2 separate regions of the Homo sapiens genome follow, and region 2 is linked to region 1. Evidence: chromatin loops called from intact Hi-C (ENCODE). Cell type or tissue: GM12878. All regions are shown on one strand. Each heading gives the region's core, and the rest is flanking DNA. Links, peaks and the distances in the headings are about the cores only.

Region 1 (4,419 bases), core at 233-4,232:
AACCAAACACCGCGTGTTCTCACTCATAAGTGGGAGTTGAACAATGAGAACACATGGACACAGGTAGGGGAACATCACACACCAGGGCCTGTCTGAGGGGGTGGGAGGCAAGGGACGGGAGAGCATTAGGACAAATACCTAATGTATGTGGGGTTTAAAACCTAGATGACAGGTTGATAGGTGTAGCGAACCACCGTGGCACATGTATACCTATGTAACAAAACTACACTTTCTGCACATGTATCCTGGAACTTAAAATAAAAAAATAAAAAACAAGCAACAAAGGAAGGTCTGATAATGATTAGCTTTCTAGAAACACCCGGATTTTTAGGGCAGAAACGTTAATAACTGTTAAAATAAAGGAGAAGCTATTATGAAAAAAATCTCAAAACTGGAAAACAAAGTTGACAAGATATCCCCAAAGCTATAACAGTGATGTATTTTTCCTTTCATAAGAGGAAAGCCTGCCTTCTTTGCAAAGCATTTAAAATGTATTTTACTTGATGGTGAAAGCAGAGATAATTTTGTAGAATTATATGTTTAGGGTTCAAAGGGACATTTCGGATAATCTGTGCCAATGTCTTGCCTACAAAGATAAGAAAATTCAGATTGAACATGGTTATGTTGCCCAAGGTAATTATTGGAGTCACTCAATGGACTGCTTCTTCTATTGATTTTTGGAACACGTGTCATTGACTGTTCCTTTACAGATGTCTTTATCATGTTGCTTCTCTCGTTACTTGTGTTTTTTCTTTCCTCTAAGTCTTCCTATTCATTCTCTCCACCAAATATATTAATGTCACATCATATACAAAAATAAATTTTGTAGAGTTTTGTAATCCTGTTTTTAAAATAGTACTTTTCTTGATATTATATAAATATGATAAATGTTGTTGTTAAAAGTGGGAAAATGGCAAAAAATCAAACATGTGAAGTATTTGCTATTGTGCATAGATTTATTATTTAGCTATGTTAAATATATCCCATCTCCACAATTAGACCAATGCTTATATTAGGAAGGAAACTTATATGTGAAACCAAAGTGCACCTTCGATTATGATTGATTATATAATTGATGAACACCTTGTAGGCATTCATACATTTTAGTGACTCATTAATTTATTAGAAAACTTTTTTACCTCTGAAAAATCTATGCTCCATTAATGTACATTTGAAAACACTACTTAAAACAACTATTTAACACAAAAATATATTTACCATTCTTTCTAGCTAAAATAAAAACAATGAAATCCTAAAATAAAAGGACAATGGAAAATTGAGCTGTAGCTAAATATTTAAATTATCTTAGACTCATGACTTGAAAAGTGTCTTAGAAATAATCTAGTTCAATATCCTACTTCTACTTCAATATTGCAATTAAGGTATTCCAATTCAGTGTTTAGCCTCTACATGACACTCAGCAGATTAAAATAAAAATCTGACTACCTTTTCATTATGTATTTTGCATTCATTGTAGATTTGCTGTCTGGAGAGATATATGAAATTTAAAGATGGCAATCCATTCCCTTCCCATCATGCTTCTTTTTCTACAGGTAAGCATTTTTCATTTCTCTAACTTTCCAACTCTTCTCCCATATCCTAATATTCCAAAGCTTTATCATTCTATTTATATATCTTTGCACACACTTTTTTTTTATTTCAATTTGATCCTTAAATTGCGAAGTTCAAACTAAGCATAATGCATTAGGTACATTCTTACTTAGAGCAATGTGTGGGCAGCACTGGATTTTTCTGGGCATGCGTTTGTCGCAAGGCAACTTAACTTCAAATTAACTCTTATTAGAGACATACACTTTTATGACTAATAGTCTTCTTATAATCACGCCATCTTCCAGTGTATACTTACATGATTTATTTACTTTTTAAATCTGAAAATAGAATATTATACTTTTTCTAAACACGATGAAATGAAAACAAGACATATGATTTATCCTAAAAGAATTGATGAGCCAGTAGGGGGCACACAGGAAACATCTAGGAAACACTACACTGTGAAATATTCACTTAAATGAATGAACCAAGTATATTGCAAAGGAGAATTAAATAGATACCTTAATAGAGACAAATAACATGGTATAGCAGAAAAAGGAAAAGAGTTTCATTTCCACATAAAATTTCAAGAAAGTTTTTATTGCATAATAAATTTTACTAAGTTTGGAAGGAAAAAATATAGAAGCATTGTATTGCATTATTGTTTTTGGTTTATTTGTTTTTCTCTCTTATTTGATCATGTTTATTTTATAGTAGAGACCTAACCTAATATTTAATGTCTTTAATACCAAATATAGTGCCTAGCCTAGTGCAGTTATCATATTCATGTTGAATTAATGAGTAAATGATGGATATTATTGGAAAAAGATACAAGGTTAGAAAAATGTTAGTAATAAAATGACATGGTAGATTCTTTGTTTACTGTAATTTTAATGCAGGTTTCATGAGGACCTTGGTTTTCAAAAAAGACCATCAAAAGGTCAGTTAATGTCAACATAATGGCAGTTGTGTTTGCCATGGTAAGAATGTTACTGTGTGGAGGTAGGAGATGATCTTAAAGACAGGTGTGACATGATAGGCATTGTCTTCTATGAATATGCTACTTAGTAAGGAAAAGGATACACTTGAAAATTTAAATAGAGTGGGAAGATGAGATCAGAAACTATTGTAATCATGAAGACAGAATGTAAAGGGTCAGAATTAGGGCAATATCACAAGACATTTGTAAAAAGTTTTATTAGATATAATTCACATCATAAAGATTCAGATTACAGATTTCCTGGATGACTTTTTAGTTGAAATGGTAGGAAAACAGAAGTTTAGAAATCTACCCTGTGTATCTGAGAAGACTAATGTGACTCAAGAAAGTCCTGATGTTCAATACCCTATTTAGTGTATTAAATGCAATGAATTTTTCTAAGTAATTCTTGTATTACATTTATATGTACTCAAAGGTAAGGTATTTCTTTTCCTGTGTTCCTGGTCATCAATTTATTTATTTATTAATTTAGGAAAACATTTATTTAGTCACTCATTTAAACTATATGTTTTAAACCGTTGTAGACTATAACACCACAATGGGGTACCAGACAGCTATATTCTACATAAAATTGTTTTCAAAGTTTCCTGATGTCAATTTATCTTCCAGAGAAACCCAGAAAAGGGGGAACTATTGAATTTCTATCCTGTTAACAATAACTTTCACTAGGTTTTTCTCAAATCCAATGCCTACAAATTGCCCAGACTCTCTTCTGAGCTATCCAACTATATCCCAAATCCCCAATAAAACAATAATTTGAATAAATATGCTATTGGATATAGTGTATATTTATAAACTATGATAGTATCAAACAGGCTTACAATTTTTGTTGCTTGTTAATGCAGTTTTTGAATTCTTTAACTTATATGATATAAAGAGAAGCGATTTCTGTAGAATTTCATTCTCCCGAAAATGTATCTTATGACACACTGAATGAAAAGCAATAAACACACTGTTAAGCAGAAAATTTCTGTCATTTATTTGTTTTCTCTTTTGTCTCAGAAGAAAGTCAAAATATTCGGTTGCTACATTAACAGCTTATTACAAGATCAGAGAGCAAAACAATCTAGAGATTTATTAGCACATACTAAAATCAGAGAAGTGTTTGTTTCATTTTGTGATTCAACCAAATGAAAGTCCATCATAGGTTTGGCACAAAATCTGCGCTTATAATGTTAGTATGCTCATAATAGTCAGTAAACACTGAGTAATAGAATAAGTCTAGTGACAAACTTTTACTGTTAGAGCCAAAGTGGAAAAATATCTTAGAAATTAATTTCAGTGAGTGTAATTTCTAGTAGCCTTTGCACATAAATTGAAAAAAAAGCTCTTGGATTGTCTGAAATCCTTCAGTTTTACATGTGACCATTAGAAACAACAGTAAAGTACATATTTCAGGTATATTACTAAACTAGCAAGAATGATAATCTTTCTACAGACATATTTATTATGAGGCATAAACCGAGGGCTCAGTGCACCTCAATGTGAGCTTACATAAATGGATCATACTACATCTAGTATTAAGAAACTTACTTTTTTTCATTTAATATTGTGGCTATAGCTCTGTTTTTATTTATCATAATGTATCACAGTTTATTGAACAGACTGTGTTTCCATATATTTCATTATAATCCATGATGTTGTGAATCTCTTTCTATACACATATATACACACACACAGAAGTTAAACTGCCAAAGCAAAATGTATGCATTTTTCATTTGCATAGACAATCCTAAGTCCCTTTCAAAAAAGATGGACAATTTCACACTCTCACCAAAACTGTGTGATGATATGCATTTTCTCACACACTATCAACAGTAGATATAATCAATATTTTTCCTTTTCTCCTATGATGATTGAAAAATGAT
Region 2 (4,419 bases), core at 175-4,174, 180 kb after region 1:
TCTTTCGTAAATTACCCAGTCTTGGGTATGTCTTCATCAGCAGTGTGAAAATGGACTAATACAACATACAAAAAAGCATCATCATAAGAACCAAAAATCAGAGCATAATTGGATTATTTCTAACAAAAATAATAAATGCTTGAGAGGATGGATACTCCATTTACCATGATGTGATTATTATGCATTGCATGCCTGTATCAAAGTATCTCATGTACCCCATTAATATATACACCTACTGTGTACCCACAAAAATGTAAAATTTAAAATTTAAAAATTTAAGAAAAGAGTACTCCTGGGGCTCATACTGCATTATGTCTTTATTTAAATGGTAATTATATGGGTGTGTTTACTTGGTTAACGTGCTTTCACCTTTATAGGTTATACATTGATGAAAATTTGTATACAGTCATACTCTCACATACATGGAAGAATGAAACCAGTCTACAAGCCCATCATGAGCAGGAATTATTTTTCTACAGCATCCCTTTTCAAACCAAGCTTAAAATTTCTGCAGTTGGGGCACCACTAATTTTTTAGTCACTAGTCAAATATTTCACAATTTCAGTTGTTAGACCTTTTTGAGGTATATAAGAGCATTTATTTGGTCAAATTTTTTACCTATAGAGGTATATAAATGCATGGAGGGGTGTGTGTGTATGTATGCATGGGCACTGGGAACATGCAAGTCAAAATATTAACAAATCTACATGGTGGAATTAGAAGTGGTTTTTATTACTCATTCCTTATATTTTCTAAGTATTTAACATTCAAAGTGTATTCCATGTAAAGTGGGAAGGTGCAAAATTACTCTTCTAAAGGAAAAATAATTGCCAATGAAGAGAAAACAAACAATAACCCACTGCAATAAATAAAGTGATGGAAATCCAAGTGATAACATCGCCTGTTGCTGTGACTTGAGTCTGGCTGACAGCAACCACAGTGACAACTTGTGGAGGCAGGTGACACGACCCTTCTTAGTTGTTCTCACAGCATAGTCTTAAGAAATTGAAGACTTACTCTTAATAAGAAAGATAACAGTAGCCTCTGTTATCTGAAACTGATCTGATGCTTCCACCTAAATGTCAGTATTACTCATTACAAGCTGACCATTTTGTTCCCCAGTTGGACATAAACCATCTTGCAGAATACTAAGATTGGATAAGGATATTCTGAAACTTTTATAAATAGAGAAAAAAACAAAGCTATTTCAAAAAGTCTCCTCTCTTGGCTAAAATGAGTGATTGTGAATTCTGCAACAAATACAGTTTAATCTTCATTCCAGGCTTTCTTCCTTATAGGTAAGATTCATTGAGATACTGAATGATAGAATTGCCCCTAATTAATGCCAGCATTGAATTTAGAGCAAATCCCTGCTTCCTTAGGCACTCTCATAAATTACCTAACCAAAGTGCAAATACTATGGAAGTTTTACTCTAATAACTTTTACTGAGAAACGCATCTTCCCCATGTTATATATTGTCCCTCGCTGCAACAGGTAATACTTGTTAACTTCAAGGTGTGTTCCTGATGTATTTTTGCTGAAGGTGCTATTTTCTTGATAGTTTATTGACTATTTTATTATATTCAGTTTTGGTGAGATTTTCAGTCAATTTCCTTTCTATGTCTGGCATCCTGGGCAGGAGAAATGACCTATAAAATTAATGTTGCCTATAAAGTGTGAACAGTAGGAGGAGAATTTTTCGTGTTCGTAAGCTCTACTTGTTTACATGACTCAGCTGCATACATGGAAAAATTTCTTAAAATTGTCCTTGAGTTAATGATATTTAAACCTAAAACATTATAAAATTCACTTGTAGTTGTGTTTCAAAAGTTCTGGTGGTTCTCATGTTAATTTTCATCCAGTGACTAAAAAACTCATATTCAGGTGACTTGGTAACCTCAGAGTATAACAACAGAAAAGTTATTCTATACAAGTCACAGGCTGGACATTTTGTCTTCCAAGATAGACAGAATCAAGGGGCATTACAACCAGTTTTACATTCATGGATATTGAAATCATCCTTAGTCATTCAGGAAAAACCTAATCAAATTAAAATAGAAACTTCTATTTTAAAGTATTTGATGAATAATCTTTGCAGAGATGCTGTGAAAGATAGCTGGACAACTAAGAGACAACTTAGTTTTTAGATAGTGAGATAAAGTGGTACTGCAAAAACAGATAAGCACTCTATCATAGGAATTCTAAGAAAGGACAGTGGGTATGGTTAATTAGTTCCATAGTTAGTTCCATTGTCATAAACTATATAATATCACCCTCTGGAAAAGACTCATTCTAGCTTATAATAAATGGCAAAATCTCATTGAGACTAATTAGATTGAACAAAATGAACTCAAGTAGAAGGTCAGTTTAAGGGATAATTTTTCTTAAAAATAACATACACAACAAAATTTCATATTTGCAATTCAATTTCACTTGGTAGAATGAAACTTCAAAATATGAAGGCTTAGCAAAATACACTTTAATAAGAGTCAATGAAAACAATGATAAATGAAGTTATAAATGCATGAATCTGTTTGGGAAGGACAAAATAGTGTGCTTGGTGTCAAACTTAGAAGTACATTTAAGGTGAATGTCGCTCCCTAGAGTTCCATTCACCAAAAATGCTTTATCCAAAAATGATGTTAAATGTGATTGGTTTAATTTTTTAATTACATTAAATTTAAATATAAAATACAAAAGAACATTAAATACACATTCAATTTGTCTTGGTGCCTTCTTTCAAATTCTCATTTTTCTTCAATATAAACTTTAGTCAGACACAAAAAAATAATTTGTTGTCAAATGCAAAGAGTATACACTGAAAGAATGTCTTTAATTTTGTCATATGTATTTAATTTTATGTGTTTGTGTGAATATATATGTATGCTTACAAAGAAAAAAGAGACTCTAAATGTAGATTCTGATATTTATATATTTTTTAAAAAGATATTTGGAGTATTTTGTAAGATTTAAAAGAACAGTGTGAAATAAGAAAAAATATAGTCAGGGAAATAAATTTTAATAATTAAAAACTCTTCCAGTTGAAATATGTTAATAAAGTGAACATATCAAAATATTTTAAAGCAATTGCCAGGTAAATATGAAAAGAAAAAGAACATGTAATAACACTGTTTAGGCAACTTCAAATGTTAAAACTTCTTTTTCCTGAGACCAGTCGTTCTTTTTACAAAGTATGCCCTAAATAATGCATTATTTCATAATGTTGCTTTATGTTTACAGGACATAAATGCCTTTATCCTATATGTAGATGGACAAATGAATATGTAAAGTTGGTGTTTGGTGAGCTTTTTATGTTATTAATTTGTAACTGGTAATTATTCCTATAAATTTCTTATGTTTCCTTAGTCAATTATTTAATGTCAATTTCTTATAGAATATGTAGTTGATGCCTCTAAGGTATCACCATTTTTATAAAGAAAATAATATGTTATTTGGTCTGGCGCAGTGGCTCATGCCTATAATCCCAGCACTTTGGGAGGCCAAGGCGGGTGGATCACAAGGTCAGGAGATCGAGACCATCCTGGCTAACATGGTGAAACCCCGTCTCTCCTAAATATACAAGAAATTAGCAGGGCGCGGTGGTGGGCGCCTGTAGTCCCAGCTACTCGGGAGGCTGTGGCAGGAGAATGGTGTGAACCTGGGAGGCAGAGCTTGCAGTGAGCCGAGATTGTGCCACTGCACTCCAGCCTGGGTGACAAAGCGAGACTCCATCTCAAAAATAAAAAAATAAAATAATAAAATAATAAAAAAGATGTTTTTTTGTGGCAAATATTACTTTTTCCCAAGTTCTAATTTCTAAGATTCATGAATATGAAAAGCACAGAGCAATCACAATAAACAACAATTAATCTGTAGGAAATACACTCAAGAAGTAATATGTTTATATATATTAATAATATGTATAATACTAAAGTAATATATAGTATTTAATCCTTATATTATTTTTACAAAACTAACTCATTAGAAGTACTAATATGAATATTGGATTTTATACAATTGAAGTAATAACAGATATTGTATATGTAATCTGTTCTGTTACTAGAGGAGAAGTTATGAAACATATGAGTTATAAGTTCCATTTCCTAATGAATCTTGAGATATTATAACAGTATACTACATAGAAATTATGCAATATATCATAACGTTTTGGTTGAATTATATTTAAACGTTTCAAAAAGTGCATAAATGAGGATAAAAACGGTTTATCATGTGAATTTCATATAGATTTCATCTACATTAGTGGAAAGTGTGTAAGCTAATAAGACTTAAAGATTTCTGTCTCCCTCTCTAACAATCCTATTTCAAACATCACATAGCTATATTCACTATGTCTGATCTTATCATGTGTTTTCTACTTGCCTTTTGTTTGTTTCTACTAAATTATTTATATATTTGCA

What was found. Peaks named below come from ENCODE experiments on the same cell type or tissue, not always from the same donor. Only the 100,000 strongest peaks of a DNase experiment are listed, where the experiment ranks them.
Region 2: it touches region 1 in a loop (2.3-fold over the local background); 1 of 110 quality-filtered maps calls a loop at or near these places.

Annotation. Positions count from the first base shown.
Region 1 is chr2:155,221,544-155,225,962 of GRCh38, reverse strand. It overlaps LOC124908060 (a long non-coding RNA gene), which reads left to right. Exons shown (of 2, transcript XR_007088685.1): 1 at 1-63; 2 at 1,478-3,518. Among named protein-coding and RNA genes, the nearest start is that of KCNJ3, 530 kb to the right of the region's middle. In GM12878, for the core only: a CTCF peak has its summit at 1,986 (motif pointing right); no DNase peak of the experiment used is centred there.
Region 2 is chr2:155,040,415-155,044,833 of GRCh38, reverse strand. All of the region lies in intron 1 of LOC105373696 (a long non-coding RNA gene), which reads left to right. Among named protein-coding and RNA genes, the nearest start is that of KCNJ3, 340 kb to the right of the region's middle. In GM12878, for the core only: no CTCF peak of the experiment used is centred there; no DNase peak of the experiment used is centred there.